Linked DNA regions of Homo sapiens: region 1 is linked to region 2. A link is a loop called in an ENCODE intact Hi-C map of the cell type or tissue named here. Cell type or tissue: mammary epithelial cell. All regions are shown on one strand.

Evidence for each region. Peaks named below come from ENCODE experiments on the same cell type or tissue, not always from the same donor. Only the 100,000 strongest peaks of a DNase experiment are listed, where the experiment ranks them.
Region 1: it touches region 2 in a loop (5-fold over the local background); 4 of 110 quality-filtered maps call a loop at or near these places.

The regions. Positions count from the first base shown.
Region 1 is chr9:109,450,388-109,458,387 of GRCh38, reverse strand. It overlaps PTPN3 (protein tyrosine phosphatase non-receptor type 3), which reads left to right. Exons shown (of 26, transcript NM_002829.4): 3 at 989-1,096; 4 at 1,173-1,215; 5 at 3,814-3,892. Among named protein-coding and RNA genes, the nearest start is that of PTPN3, 44 kb to the left of the region's middle. In mammary epithelial cell, no CTCF peak of the experiment used is centred here; DNase peaks (open chromatin) are centred at 4,757 and 5,397; H3K27ac peaks cover 1,882 bases.
Region 2 is chr9:109,883,713-109,891,712 of GRCh38, reverse strand. The region is part of intron 3 of PALM2AKAP2 (PALM2 and AKAP2 fusion); the gene reads right to left. Among named protein-coding and RNA genes, the nearest start is that of PALM2AKAP2, 110 kb to the right of the region's middle. In mammary epithelial cell, a CTCF peak has its summit at 3,676 (motif pointing right); DNase peaks (open chromatin) are centred at 2,072 and 4,892; H3K27ac peaks cover 3,725 bases.

The DNA.
Region 1 (8,000 bases), 430 kb after region 2:
GAATTTGCAGTTTTCCAAACACTCCATGCTGTTTGCCATCCCTGGGCCTTTGTGCCGGGCCATCTGATCCAAAGGCCTGTTTTTAGCTCGTGTGCCTGGAGGGGAGGGGTGATGCTTGGCCCTGTCCTCCTCCCAAACCCAGATCAGGGGGTTGCTTCCTCTACGGCCCCAGTCGAGATGACCATTTGTGTGGTCCCGTTGGGTGTCCACTGTGCCTCGACTGTTTCACAGCCCTCGACGGCCTTTGACACTCTGTTACAGCCACTGCCTCCATGGCTGGGGCAGGAAAAGGGAGCTTCTTATGGCCGTGTCCCCATTCCCACACCGTGCCTGCCCCATAAACATGGAGCGGGGAAGGCAATGGAGTCCTGATCTGAAGAGGCGTGTGGTTGAACGTGCCCCTCAGCTTCTCACTTCAGATGATGGGAAGGGGAAGCAGGGAGGCAGATAATCCCACAGGGTGGCACAGGCCACATCACTCTGAGGGTATTTTGAATGGCAGTTGAGTATTTTTAGCTGTCTTCCTTTAGGCTGTTAGGTGAGAGCTTTCCTTTCCTGGACATGCACTTCGGTGGCTTCTCCAGGAGTAGGAGCCACAGGTGTGTCCTGAGGAGCCAACAGAAACCACCCTGGGGTTAGCATTTCATTGTGGATAATCCACTGGAGGCCACAGGGAGTTCACTGTGATTATGAGAGCTGAGTTTTCCGATTTAGACATTATCACTTGGGAATTGCAGCTAAGGGGGAAGGAAGAAATCTTAGACAATTAAATTAAACTCGTATTGTCTTGTGTTGATGTCATTTTTCTTAGCCCTACTTCCCATATGTGCTGTGTGGCTTCTTAAAATTTATTAAAGCTTTTCTTGTGGTGGGAAGTGTGTGTGCATAGCATTTCTGAATATTTTAACTCTTTTTTGCCTACAGTAAAGATGTTTTTACCACCAATTAATTTAAGACTTTTCCCACTTGATAATTTCCTTTGTTCTAGAAACAAGACACTGGCCAGGTTCTTCTGGATATGGTGCACAACCACCTGGGTGTGACTGAAAAGGAATATTTTGGTTTACAGCATGATGACGACTCCGTGGACTCTCCTGTAAGTGCCATTTTTAAAAAATGTGCTGAACTCCTTCACGGTTTGCTTTTATATTTTATGTTTTCTTGTCCAACAGAGATGGCTGGAAGCAAGCAAAGCCATCAGGAAGCAGTTAAAAGGTTGGTGTGATCTTTTCATTTCAGTCGAACATTAGGTGTTAGTGTATCACAGCCTGTTTCTCCCCTCCAATCGTCAGTGCCTGTGACATCTGGTACCTGTAGTTCCGGGTGTCCAGGAGTCATGAGTGAGCCGACTTCTCCCTGTCTGACTTCTGAGTCAGCAGAGATGCTTCCAGATCAGCCCTCTAGGATCCGCCCCAGCTGTGGGAAAGAAGGGGAAGGGTGAGAGTAGGCAGCTCAGAGCGAGGGAACCCACATTTCTGTATTCAAGGAAGGAAAAGGAAGGAGGATGGCCTTACTTAGCCCGATGTGAGAGCCAGGGTGGACAAGAGAGACAGGGAGATAGACAAACACAAACACCTCATACTTTCCAACAGCATAGTCGCGTTCACGGAAAACCGAACCATAAGTAGGTAATGTCACCAATATAAAAGATTAAGTCTTCCAAACTACCGCTTATCTCTCAGGAGTGAATCCCAGTGCTGCAGCTAACTCCCAGTTCGGTGGCCAGTCAGGCCACACCATAGTCCACCCTCTGCCCTGATCTGCTCTCGGCCTGATGTTCCAACATTGCCAGCATTGTTCCCCTTTATGCCACTCATGCCCCAGACCAACCTGGCTGATCTGCAGGGCCTCCCAGTGCCTCCCCTCAGTCTGTTCCATCTGCTGGGAATGCTTTTCCCTCCCACTTCCCTCTGTCGAAATCCTGCCTTTTTTCAAGGCTGCTCAGATCTCATTTCCTCTCCTAGAAACTGTGGGTGGCTCCCTCGACATTCTCTTAGATTTACCATCACCCGTGTTGGGGTTCTGAATGCTCTTGTCCTCATCTGTGTTAGTTGCCTTTAGTTCCCTCTCAGAACTGCAAGTTCCTTGAGGTTAGGACCCTTGTTATATTTCTCTCTGCATCCCCAAGGTGCCCAACACACACAAAAAGTGGCCAGTGCATGGCGGAGTGGAGAAGGGCAAGTGGATTTGCGCACGCAGGTGCGCATACACAGGATGCCCCCCAACACACACACGCACACCTGCCTCAGCACCCAGGCAGGAAGAAGTAGACACAGTGGCCTTCGCTCCCGTCTCACTGCTGCCCCCACAGGGAGCCCGATTCTCAAAGTTCTTCCCTCCCATGAGCTGCATCCTCTGCGTTCAGAAGTACCTGTGGGAGCCTCAGGGCCACTTGCAGACAAATACCTGCCTCATCCAAGTCCCCAGGAATGAGTCCACACAAGGCATGAATAGGTGTTGTCATTCATTCTCTCATTAACTCCTGCTTTCGGTGAACGTATCCTGAGCTCAGACTGTGGCAAGGTGCTGGGCTAAGCCCTGGGAATCCAGTCCAGATCAAATTTGGACTCTCCCCTCAAGGAGCCCACAGCCAAGTGTGCAGACAGCCCAGAGGGTTCGACATTCTATGATAATAGTAAGCACACGATAGGGGACAGCCAGAAAGAAAAAGAGGCTATGCCTGCAGCGCAGAGATGAAAAGTTTTAGAAGAGGGGGAGGGGAGGTGAACAAGCATCCCAAGGCAGCAGGAGGACATTGTTCTCCCCTGATGTGCAGATTGTCATAGCGCCATCCGCTGGTACCTAGACATGTGGACAGGTGTACTCAGGGGCACACCCCCGTTAGGGATTCTTTGAACACACGCTGCAGATGAAGAAAGAAAGCACTAAAGAGCAGGGAGGGTAGAGCTCAGGATGATCTCAGGTAGAGGAGGAGATCTAGCAGGCTAGTGAGAAGGACTTGAGTTGCAGAGAGCAAGAAAGTGCTCAGTGCCTAGATAGGGCTGGCGAATATTTACTGAGGGATGATGGTGAAATTGACATGAAGATCTTGGGATCTTAGCAGCACAATCTGATCTTCTCCTGTTGCCGTCTCTGTGAGAAGAAATGGACTAATTTTATCCACACAAGCAAATTGACTCTAGATGTTGATGCATAAAGCCGTATTTGAATATGTTCATTGTGTGATTTACTAGTATACTAACTTAATATACTTTACATTAAAAGCATGAGATATTTTCTAGTTTAAAAATGATTTTGAAATGTGGTATAGCAGAATCAAAGATCTCATTACTCTAATTCTGGTTTTGTCACCAGCTGTGTGACCTAAGGCAAGTCACCTCTAATTGGCTTATCTGTAAAATGGGGCTACCAGTAGCAGCGTAGCCCACTCATAGTCATGGTGGTGTTGAAATGCAGGAATGTACATGAAAATGCTTGAAACTTATAAATGGCTACACAAACGCAGGCTATTATTTCTTTGTATATTTTGCATAATAATGCCGATTTAAGGATTTTTTAAATTCCTAATACAGATGACGGAGTGCAATGTTTAAACACAGCCCTAAGATAAACGTGTGCTAGGAAGTAGATGATAACTCAGTCTGTGCTGATGTTGCATAAATGTTTTACTTTTTGAAGACTTGGAGATTTCTGAAACAACTAACTTATGTACTCCATGTTTGAAATTAGCCCTTTTATAATGGAAAAAGCTATGGTTGAGTGAAAAAATGCATCACTTATGGAAGAGAAGCAACTTACATACATTGACTTTGTCAAAGGGAAAATTTAATTTGTTTTTGAAAAATGTTGTAGGAGGTTTCCCCTGTACCCTGCATTTTCGAGTAAGATTTTTTATACCTGATCCCAACACACTGCAGCAAGAACAAACCAGGTAACAACATTTTTTTAAAGTTTTCTGTTTAGTGTATAAAAATGAGTAACCACTAAAAATGTACTCTTCATTTTATTACTATGGCCAAATAACTTCATTTGGGTGTAACTACACCAACAATGATGATCCAAGTAAAAATCTGGGGTGCACATACTGACATTTTAATCACCTAATGAGTTTTCAGTCTTGGGCCTGCTTCTCTTATCTCCTGATTTGCTGCCATTCCCAGCATACTCCCATCTGCCACCTCCTACCTCTCCCACCTCCTTCCACCTCCCTGGCCTCTCCTGCCTGCTGAACACACTGTGCTCAAAGGACAAAAAGTCATTTTCTACCAATGTAGGCAGGATGTAGAAGACAAATTTGTAAAATAGTCATCCACAGGTCAAATAGCATGATGTCTCTGAAGAGCTAAAATCAAGGCTCTTGAAGATAACAAGACATCTCTTGTTATAAGAATTTTCTTTCTTTTTTTTTGTTTTGAGACGGAGTCTCTCTCTTCACCCTGGCTGGAGCGCAGAGGTGCGAGCTTGGCTCACTGCAACCTCCGCCTCCCAGGTTCAAGCGATCCTCCCACCTCAGCCTCCCGAGTAGCTAGGATTACAGGCAGGTACCACCATGCCTGGCTAATTTTTTTTTTTTTTTTTTTTAACGGAGATGGGGTTTCCATGTCGTCCAGGCTGGTCTCAAACTCCTGACCTCAAGTGATCTGCCTGCCTCAGCCTCCCAAGGTGCTGGGATTATAGGCATGAGTCACCAGGCCAGCTTTGTTATAAGAATTTTCTATCAGATCCCCAGTTTGCAAGAGTTAGAAAGGAGAGCAGGCTGGATTCAGCTTGTCTTCTCAGTGAATCAGCAAGTACAGGAAATATGTGAACCAGATAAGGGAAAGAGGGCTGTGATAGGAGTTGTTTACCCCTCAGGGCTTGGAGTCTCTCCCAACCCTGGGCTGGTACTGGGGTTTTTCTAGGTGTGAGGGACAGAGTAATTGGAATGGAGTAGGAGAGTGTAGCACAAGAAAGTTGTTGCTGTTTTAACACAGACTGCACAAACAAACTTTCCCTCCCCTGTGGCAACGTTAAGCCCTTTTATTATTGATCCATTTATTTTTCTTAGGGAGGGAAGCTATAGAAAAAAAGCAATAGATGCTTAGTATTGAATCCTGTTTTACATTCATCGTGGCCAAAAGACATAATCAAGGAGGCAGCATTAACTCAGACACAGAGTGTTGCCTTGTTAATTTTTTTTAGCAGTAATTACATCACATTTTAACTTGTAATATGTTGAAAGGCCAAATATTAATCTGTTACTGTATTTTGCCTTCTTTGTGCACCTCCTCCCTCTACTATAGCAGACACTGGGAATTTGACTGTATTTTTTATTACTTTTTAAGCCAATGTCCAAGGTGTCTGGTATGACACATCCGGTGACCACACAGAAGCATGCCCTGTCCTCTGAGTTTTCCCCATACCAGCTCTTTATGCTGGTAAACTGGGGATAGGATAGAAACACTCAGCCCAGCAGGTTACTTCATAAGCTGACGGACACAGAGCTGGTGATGAAATCTATAAGAATGTGTTTGAAATGACCCTACCAAGGTTTCCTCAGGCCAGTACTAAATAACACACTCTGGGCCAGGCATGGTGGCTCATACTTGTGAGCTTCCCAGCACTTCAGGAACCCAAGGCGGGAGGGTCACTTGAGGCCAGGAGTTTGAAACCAGCCTGGGCCACATAGCAAGACCCTGCCTCTACAAAAATAAAAATAAAAAAGTAGTCAGGTGTGGTGGTGCATGTGTCAGCATCTCAGGAGGCTAACTAGGAGGATCACTTGAGCCCAGAAGTTCAAGGCTGCAGTGAGCCATGATCAAGCCATGTACTCCAGCCTAAGTGATCGACTGAGACCCTGTTGCAGAAAAAAAAAAAAGGCTCTGTTGAAGGGATGTCTTAAAAACAACATAATATGTGTGTGTTTACATGTATATGTGTCTTTTATATATATTATATATAATGTGTGTGATTATGTATGTATGTACATGTGTACGTGTGTGTGGTTCTAACCAGTGGGTTTTTTAAAAATCACAACTCCAAAGTAAAAATATATTTTGTTTCAGAATACAGTACACATATATAAATTACTGAAGCAAACGTTTTATAAAACTATAGTAAGTACCAGGTACTCTGAAGTTTTCTATTCTGTTTTATTTCCTTTTTTTTTTTTTTTTTTTTTGAGACGGAGCTCGCTCTGTCACCCAGGCTGGAGTGCAGTGGCGCGCTCTCAGCTCACTGTAACCTCGGCCTCCCGGGTTCAAGCGATTCTCCTGCCTCAGCCTCCTGAGTAGCTAGGACTACAGGCGTGTGCCATCAAGCCCAGCTAATTTTTGTATCTTTAGGAGAGGTGGGGTTTCACCATGTTGGCCAGGATGGTCTCGATCTCTTGACCTTGTGATCTGCCCGCCTCGGCCTCCCAAAGTGCTGGGATTACAGGCATGAGCCTCTGTGCCCGGCCTTACTTCCTTTTTTTAAAAACTTGCCAACTGTGACGCATTAAATTGATTGTACAACCAACTGGGAGGTTCCAACCCCAAGTCTGGACGGCACTGCCTAAACTAGTGATTGTCACCTGCCTCCTGCCTTCCCATAACACTAGAGCCCCAGGTTTGTGGCATCCACTGGGCACATTAGAGCCCTCCAGTGGCCAAACTTGAGGGAGAGGTTTCCTACGGCCAGTGCAACCTAGGAGTTTGTCTCCAGGGCCCATCCTGGCCATTGGCCATCCACTTCCATACGCTGTGGAAGAGAAGCCCACTTCTCTGGGAGCTGACAAAATCTTCCTGCTGAGCCTTCCTGTCATTTGAGGGACATCTGTGGAAATGTAGGGCATTCATGATGGAGAGAAGCCTCGGGCACAAATGAAGGCTGCCTTCAGGTGTCCGAAGAGTAGTCATGGGAAAAGGGGAACTAGATGTGCAGGGTCGTAGAATTGTGGCCAGTGGGTGGAGGCTACAGGGAGGCAGATTTTAGCACAGAATGAGTAATAAACAGTGTGTGTCTGTCTCTTCTAAAATTCACTGGTTGACAACTGACACCCCACCCCCACCTTCCATCTTAAGAAGGGTGGTATCCCGTTGTGGAGTAGAATGTAACTATGACCTTCTGGGATTTGGGCACCAGATTTATCTTACTGCAACAGGAGCCATGGTGGGAGCCACCCCCATAACTCTTATAGAGCTGGTGGGCCACCAGGACTGCCAGATATATATATATATTTTTTGAAACAGGGTCTTGCTATGTTGCCCAGACTGGCCTCAAACTCCTGGACTCAAAGGATCCTCCCTCAGCCTCCTGAGTAGCTGGGATTATAGGCACATACCACCACGACTAGCTGCCAGATCATCTTATCTTGGACCAGGCTTCTACCATTAATTCACATGCTTTAAAAAAATTAAAAATTAAAAAAATGAAAAATAAAAAAACTTAAAAGATTTTACCTATATTCCTGGAACATAGTTATCTTACCCCAGCTTTGTAGTTCCTGTTTAAGGAAATTCCCTCTGAAGGAAATTTTAGCTCTCAAGAGTCAAAGAAGATGTATAGAGGTGGTATCTGTTAGTTTTTGTTTGTTTGTTAAGGATCTAGGCAGAGAGGTCATTACATTTTTCTGAAGTTGAGGTCACAGGTGGGGTACCCACAAGAGAGGTCATTACATTTCTGAAGTTAGGCATCCCAGGCATCTCTTCTAAAGAACTATCCTGTATTCTAATTGTTAAATAAATATCTTCTTCATTGTGAGCCTCCACAACTGCTGTTTCTGATAAATTTAGATCATTCTTTGCAGAATTTTATATACTGGCAATCTCAAAACTAGGCTCCTTCAAGATTCCTAGGAAGTCTCCCAAGCTCGGGTTGGGTTCCACTATTCTAGTTTCTTTGTGTATGATGCCATGGGGTTGACTCAGAAACTTTGCTCAATATATGACAAGGCAGCATTTGGTGAGTGGTGATCTCCACGTTTATCTTCTCATTTATATCCCTAGGAAGACATACTGATTAGCTGAGCTTGTCAATGAAAGCCCGGGTTCACCATTGGATTATCTATAACTCTCCTT
Region 2 (8,000 bases):
TCAAAGCCAGCCTGGCTAACATGGTGGAACCCCATCATTACGAAAAATACAAACATCAGCCTGGCATGGTGGCGGGTGCCTGTAATCCCAATTATTCAGGAGGCTGAGACAGGAGAGAATCGCTTGAATCCAGGAGATGGGAGGTTGCAGTGAGCTGAGATTCTGCCAATGCACTCCAGCCTGGCTACAGAGTGAGTGAGACTCTGTCTCACACACACACACACACAAAATGATGAGTGACATGTCAGTGTTCCCCTGCGACCTGTAAAAGTCTTCATCTCCATCTCCTCAGACCTTACCTGACATTACTTAATAATGGGGGAAAATGGCATAACCTTAATGACCAACAAGAAGGAGGCACGTGGAGACCAAGAAGCCAGCAGGGCCATGGTGCATGCTTGTACAGAATGTTGTTGCCCAAGATGCTAGCCAAGGGAACAAAGGGAGGTGAAGTCCAGCCAGTGGCTTTCTAAGTGCTGCCTACCCTGTGGAACTGCATTTTCTAATTGCACAAAGGAGCCATGTGGCCCAGCAATGGCCCTGAATGCTACCGGTCTTTAAAGATGCCTGATCCTTCCAGCTAGAATCTGGTCAAGCTGGCAGCCCCATGCTGTACAGCATGGTAATGCTTAAAAGCCTTCCTCCAGGCACCCTGGCCAGGGGGACATTCTTTGCTGGCTGAATGTCCCTGTAATTTCACAGGTACTCTCTGTGCACTGGGCGGTATTCAGATATTATTTAATTTTTTCCTTTGCCTTTCTGCATAGGAGGAACAAACACAAGACTCTAGGATCCCTGGAGTGGTTTATTCCATTAGAGATTCTGTTTCAAAGGAGATAAAAAGGCTTGGCAGAGATGTGGGAGATGCTTCTGCAGGAAGCACACTGGTATCTCCTCACTCTGCGTGTGGCCTCAGGTGAATCACATTTAGGCCTCCATTCTCTGATTCTTCACTTTGCAAGTTTAACTGAATATGTACTCCAAGTATGCTAAAAAGAGTTTCCCAAAACAAGGACAGGAACCAGGATGCAGGCAGACCTCTCCTGATGAAACTACCCAAACCTAAGTCATCTCTTAGTGTGTAACCCTTTCCTCTCACCTGGTCTGAATTTCCCACTGTTAAGGTTTATACCTTTGGATGAGAGATCCAAAAAAATTCTTGATGTCGGAAGTTGCTTTTAGGATAGTAGAAGGAAGATGAGTGTTTTTTCTACCATCCTTGCATGCATTGGCTAAGGAGCCAAAATCCCATAATCAGAGACAGTTTGTATATTTTATCACCCGTTCGCTGTCCTGGAGGGCTCCACGCCTAGACCTGAGGGAAAGAGAAGCTAGGAAGGCTGGAGGAAGCGGGCCTTGATGAGTATCAAGCAGCCTCGGGTCCCACAGTACTCTTCCCTGTGGCCTACACAGTGAAAAGGGGAAACACGAAGTGGGGATTGTGCTCAAGAGATCATCTTGGCTCCGGGCCCTTGTGATGGATGTACCAAATAAGACCTCCATGCTGGAGAATCGCTGGAAAGGACTGAGACACCATCTTGTCTGCTGCCTTCAAAATGCATAATTCATGAAAACTGTGGAAGAGTATGTCAACAGGAAGCTTGCTGTTTTCATTTCATCAAGAATGTAGAACGGTTGGAAATGACCACGTTACAAGCCAGAGGGGCTATGCAAGGTGACCTAAAATTGGAAAAAGACTATTATCAAAGCTTTTTGTAGAGAGAAAACTTGGGGTGTGGCAATCATAGGCCAAAAAGCCTGGAACTGGCTACCAAAAAAGTTGACTTTGCAGAATTCCTTCCATTGCAGCAATTGTTCTGAGGGCTGGGAAATGCATGTATTTCCCAAATATGGCTCTTACATGGCCTCAGTGTATGGAAGAAATTCAACTACTATTTTCATAGTTCTGGGCACTATAAACCCAATTTGCCAGACCAATAATGAGATGATTATAATGGATCCTACAAAACCTGAGCGAGGCACGATGACTCTGGTACATCTGGCAGGCCTCCTGCTATTGTTGCTAAGTAACACACATGAAATGTTGAAATGCTGCACTGCAATTTCAGAGTGTTTCCTCCCTTACCTGTGCCAGCTTGCAAAGCTGACCACAAACCCTAAGCATCTAGATTTTTTCAGTCAGTGAAGAGGGCTTTTTCTGTGTGGTCCTTGGAGGATAGGGCAGGGACCAGAGAGAGGGTAGGAGCTGCAGGGAACAAAACTTTCATCCCAAAGGAGGATCCTCTGTAATAATTAGAGTTGTTCCAGTATATACTTGGGTTTTATTTTGCAAGTAAATGAGTTTCCTGTCACTTTCAGGCTTTGGGGAGAGACTGTTTTTTCACTCCCACTCATTACGTTCATTGCAAATTCAAGAATCAGATAGGAGTTGATCCGCATAACATGTCAGTTATGCATACTCTAAGATTCCATGGTTTTATGAACTGTCATAAAATTATTGCCTTTGCAAAAGCAGCACAATACTGAATGCAAAAACCAAAAAAGCAACTATTTCTTTTTAACTCTGAACAGACTTTCATGGCTCAGTGCATAAGAGAAGCCTTTTATTTTCAAGTAACTGAAACACTTTGTCATTTTGCACTGAGAATCACTAATGTTATCTTCATAAATCTTTTTAGGGTTCTGTATTCTGGAACTACTCGGTGGTGAGATTCTCATCTTAGTATCAATACACATAATGCCAGGCTTTTGAGCAGTAGTTCTCAACTTGGAGAGATTTTGTCCCCCAAGGCAACATTCAGCAATGTCTGGAGACATGTTTTATTATCATGACTGGGAAAGGGCAATGGTGCCCCTGGAAGCCACTAGGTAGAGGCCAGGGATGCTACTAAACATCTTGCAATACTCAAGACAGCCACTCACAACAAATAACTATCCAGCCCTAAATGTCAATAGCACAGCTGTTAAGAAACTCTGCTGTAGGGGGATGGAAGAAACAACAATAAGAACAGCACTATTCTTTTTTTTTTTTTTTTTTTTTGGAGGCAAAATTTTGCTCTTGATGCCCAGGCTGGAGTGCAATGGTGCGATCTCGGCTCACTGCAACCTCCGCCTCCTGGGTTCAAGTGATTTTCCTGCCTCAGCCTCCTGAGTAGCTGGGATTACAAGCGCCTGCAACCACGCCTGGCTAATTTTTTGTATTTTTAGTAGAGAAGAGGTTTCACCATGTTGGCCAGGCTGGTCTCGGACTCCTGACCTCAGGTGATCCATCTGTCTCAGCCTCCCAAAGTGCTGGGATTACAGGCATGAGCCACAGTGCCCAGCCAACAGCACTATTCTTACTGACAACCTGCTGTTCTTGGCACTTCACAAACACACCTGACCTCTACACATTACAACAGCACTGCAAGGTGGGTATAGTTTTCCCCAATGTACAGGCGAGGACACTTAAGTCCAGAGAGTTTACATGGCTTGTCCAAGATCAAACAACTTGTAAATACAGAACTAGGACTCCAGCCAAGTTTGGTCAAGCTCTGAGGTCCGGCTTTCTAGTGAGTTTGCTATGCTGGAGCCCTTTTCAGAAGCACACACTGTTTCCCGCAGAGGTTTAGACTGTACACAGGCTAGAAAGTGCAATCAGGAACAAAGGGCTTCCAAAAGAGACAGAAAGGAGCCAAGCCCAAAATGAAACCTGCACTTCATGAAAGAACCTGAAGGGGGCAGTCTCACCATCATGATGACCACCCACAATAGGCTGAAGACCGGCACCTCCAGAGTCATGGTGCGTCTGATGCACCGCCTTCTGAAGAAGCATGTGTGGAGGTTGAGGAGGGAGAATCACATTACCTGTCCCTCCTCCTACATCACGAGGTGCACGTTAGTGTAATTTCACTCAATATCAGAGGTCTCAAAAAAATTTAGCTTAAAATAACAACTTCTGTTGGGATTTTTGAGAACATGCTTTAGAATTAGGCAGAGTTGAGTTCAAATACTTGCTCTTTCACTTTTTTAAAATTATTTTTCATTCATCTTGTATGTCCTTCCATTGAATTTTTTTAGGGGGGGGCAGCAAGTTACTTCACCTCCTGTGCTTCTCTTCTCTCTTCATCATCATCATCATCATCACTACCTCATGGGAGTATTACAAGGCTTAAATTAGAAAATTAATGAATTAAATGGAGGCAGAAAAGCTAGGCCGCTACCCAGAAGGGAGTGACAAAACAGGAAATATTACACAATATAGAGACACTACTATATAGTTTACTGTATACATAGCATATATAGTTTTATTTTGGAAGGAAACAAAAGAATGGAAACAATAATTGGGCTGCAAATGTGGCTGAACGTGGGGTGGGGACCCCGGCTGGAAGTGCACAGATGTGGAATGCCACTGTGGAGTGTTCCCCTCCCTGCTCAAAAGAACAGTGAATCATGGAGTTAAAAATAGCAAATGTGAAGAACACAATGAATCTCAAGCAAGTGTCCTTTGTGATTTCAATGAATGTTTCAGTGGTTGCCTTTTCTAGAACAGTTGTAAGTAACTGTCATCTTCTTGGTTGCCAAACCCCACAACATAACATACAGATGCTTAATAAGATACATATGCTTATGCCTAATGTCTCTACGCCTTTGGCTTTGAGCCTCCTAACAATATGGAAAATTAAGTGAATTCTGGTATTTACCAGAGACCCACACAGGTACTCAGAGAATCACAGGTCCAATGTGGAAATGAAAAGTACACTTCTATCCTGATTTTTTAAAAGCTGCTTGGCTCTCTCTAGGTTAGCAGTTGAGACTTCAATATTTTATTCAATGAATATTTGATGTGACATATTTTAGAACAGACAGCTGTTCTGATGAATTAGTCATCTCTGTGATGAATCAGTTACTTATACCTAGCCTTTAGTTTTTTGAGAACTCAACCTCTTTCCTCCACTCTGACCCGTTTCCAAAACCACTTCCTTCTATAACAGTAACATTTCTCGGAACAGGTACACTGTTGAGAAAAGAGATCTCTAACCAACTCCTCAAATTAGAGAAACTCAGAATACCAGAGCTGGAAGATCCCGAGAGATGGCTCACTGAAGATATGAGGAAACTGAGACTGAAGAGAGCAAAAGACTTGCCCAAGGTCACACAGCAAATGATCAGCAGAGCTAGAATTAACATCCTGGCTTTGTGACAGCTCATCCCATTTTCATTTAATACTCCATGAAGTTTCTCATCTTCACTGGGGTTGGTCTGCCCCCAACTGATAAGGTTGGGAGATAAATTTTCCCCATATTTCTCACTAATCAAAGGAAGTTAAAAACCCTGTATTTCAAACACTTTAGTAAAACCCAGTGAAATGAAAGAGAATCTTAAGTGGGAAAGTGACAAGGTAAACAACAAGACTTGATGCTTGGGGCAGACATGAAGTAAACAGGGCTAGTGTGGCTCGAACTACCTACAATCTCCGAAAGTATCAACCCGAGGTCCACATGTGGCCTCCAGGGACCCACCACACACAATAATGGCACGGACAATGGCTGGCAATGGGCCCAAGCCAGAAACAATCTCTTGGGCTTTCTCAATACGTCACTCCAAAAAGAAGCAAAGCATACAGAAGATGTGGACATTCAAAAAATTCAAAAAAGGAAACGTCTACAGATTTTGCTTTCAACAATTCCAATCTTATTTAGCCTATTTTAATTCTGGTTTCCAGGGAGCCAAAAATATAATCCTGACATTACCCAGGGAAAAGCTGTGCAAAAGAATGACAATCTATTTCTCCACTGTGGCAGCCGGGTTTTCCTCTTCCTTTGCAGCTGCTTTGGTGTCACCCCTTCAAGACCACATTACTTTGAATTTTAGCAAGAAATCTTGGAAGAATGGTAGAATTTTCTGGCCTTTGGTAAAGCACACAGTTTTCCTGACCTGGATCATCTTTAGCCTGGTAAACCAAGGCTGTTTCTAATCCACTTCAAATGAAAGCTTAGCTCTACTGTGGGGCCTATGGAGGAGAGACTTCAGCTCTAAGCCAGAGCTACTCTCACCTACAGGAATCCCCAAAGCAGGTTTCACATATCCTTGGGTCAAAGTAGGAAGGCTCAGAAACAGTCTGAATCAAGGGTTGGGTTGTCCTTTATCCTTGTGTGTGAAGCCAGTTTTCTTATAAACATGATTTACTTCCCACTCTCCTTGGGGGGTTTCTAGGTATTAAAATGGGATTTCATTTATGGTCTATCCTTTTTTCCATTTACTGCAATCATTCTTGAACCTGACCATACAACAGAATTATCTGGAACACCCTTTTAAAAAACAGATTACAGGACTCCTTACTTGGATCACTAAATCCAAATTTCCTAGAATGAGGCCTGGTAATTCTTATTTTTAAAAACCTTCCCAAGTGATTCTAATGCCCAGGGTTTAATATTCTAGTTACATTTTTCCATCCTTCCTTCCTCCATTCCTTCCTTCTTCGTGGGCTGCCCTCAAAAGCTAAGCACCACATATAATAATTCTGGCAGAGGAACAACATTCGCCCTTCCAAACCACCACCAATTTATAAATAACATTTTGGAAAAAAACATGTCTGTAAACCTGGAACTTCTTGTACAGTTACTGGCACTGTAAAGAATCACAGAATAAGAATTAAAAGGTGATTATGTTCTTTCTTCTAGGAGGTATCTAGGGAAATAGACATCTAAGTAGAAATTTGCATGCTTTATTTGAAGTCTTTGCCATATTCAAAATGGCCTGCACATAAAGAATTAAGACATGGCCTAGATCCTACATACACTTGAAGTTCTGAGTTATGATACCATTATCCTTTTGTTATCTAAACTAAATGGCCCAATTTCCCTTAGTCTTTCTTTGTAGAAATGTTCCTTGTTCTTTGGTTACTATTCTCTATTCCTCCTTCAGTGTCTTCAAGCTATTCTTAGTTCAACAACAAGGACGAAAATACCTTCAGGGCACAACTGTACTAATATACTTTATAGTTTGCAACCAGTTTATGTATCTCTTTAGGAGAATCTAATTGATTGCTGGGGGTGACTTAGACTAGGGGGCCCAAATCTAAAGATCTACAGATTAATGTTTTGCCTTGAGTAATGAAGATTTCCCTTAAAATGCCTTTATTTAATGGTTCTGCATCTGATCTTATAGTTTTCAAGATTCCTATTATATAAAGATCAGATCGCAAATTTGATCTTGAAGTCACTCATATTCTCTCTTACTCTCTTCTTCCTTTCTCTCTGCATTCTTGCATTGTTTTAGTTAGTCCTCTTTATTTTTATTTTTATTCTTTGAAATGTAGTCTCACTCTGTTGCCAGGCTGGAGTGCAGTGGCATGATCTCAGCTCACTGCAACCTCCGCTTCCCGGGTTCAAGCGATTCTCGTGCCTCAACCTCCCAAGTAGCTGGGATTGCAGGCGACCATCACCACACTCATCTAATTTTTGTATTTTTAGTAGAGATGGGGTTTTGCCATGTTGAGCAGGCTGGTCTTGAACTCCTGACCTCGGGTGATCCACCTGCCTCGGTCTCCCTAAGTGCTGGGATTACAGGCATGAGCCACTGTGCCCAGCCAGTCCTCTTTCTTTTTAAATGTCTTTTCTGTAGTTTCCCTAATGCCGGTCCATTTTCCTGAATGCTTGCAGTTTTCAATTCAACAATCATGCTCCTGGAAAACTGAATTATTCATCCCCATTCTTCACCCTTCCCTGATCTGTGTTCCTTCCACTAAAAGTTGGCTGGCTGTCTCTTCCCTTGGTTTTGGGCTTGCTCATTGACTTGGTTTGGCAGATGGCTTGTGGGCAGTCTGAGCCTAGGCCTTGTTTCTGCTCAGCCCTCTTGTACCTCTCCCATTGCCAGAAAGAGACAGCATCATGGTTAGCCTGTTAGTGCAGGGTAAACAAGAGTGGACTCAGGCAACACGCAGATTAGAGTCACGTAGGTGAGCTCAGCCCTATCAGCAGAGCCATGCCAGCCAATCCACAGGGACTTTGTAACACCGTAGGGTGCTCATGTTTGCAATGAGCCTTTAGAACTATTCA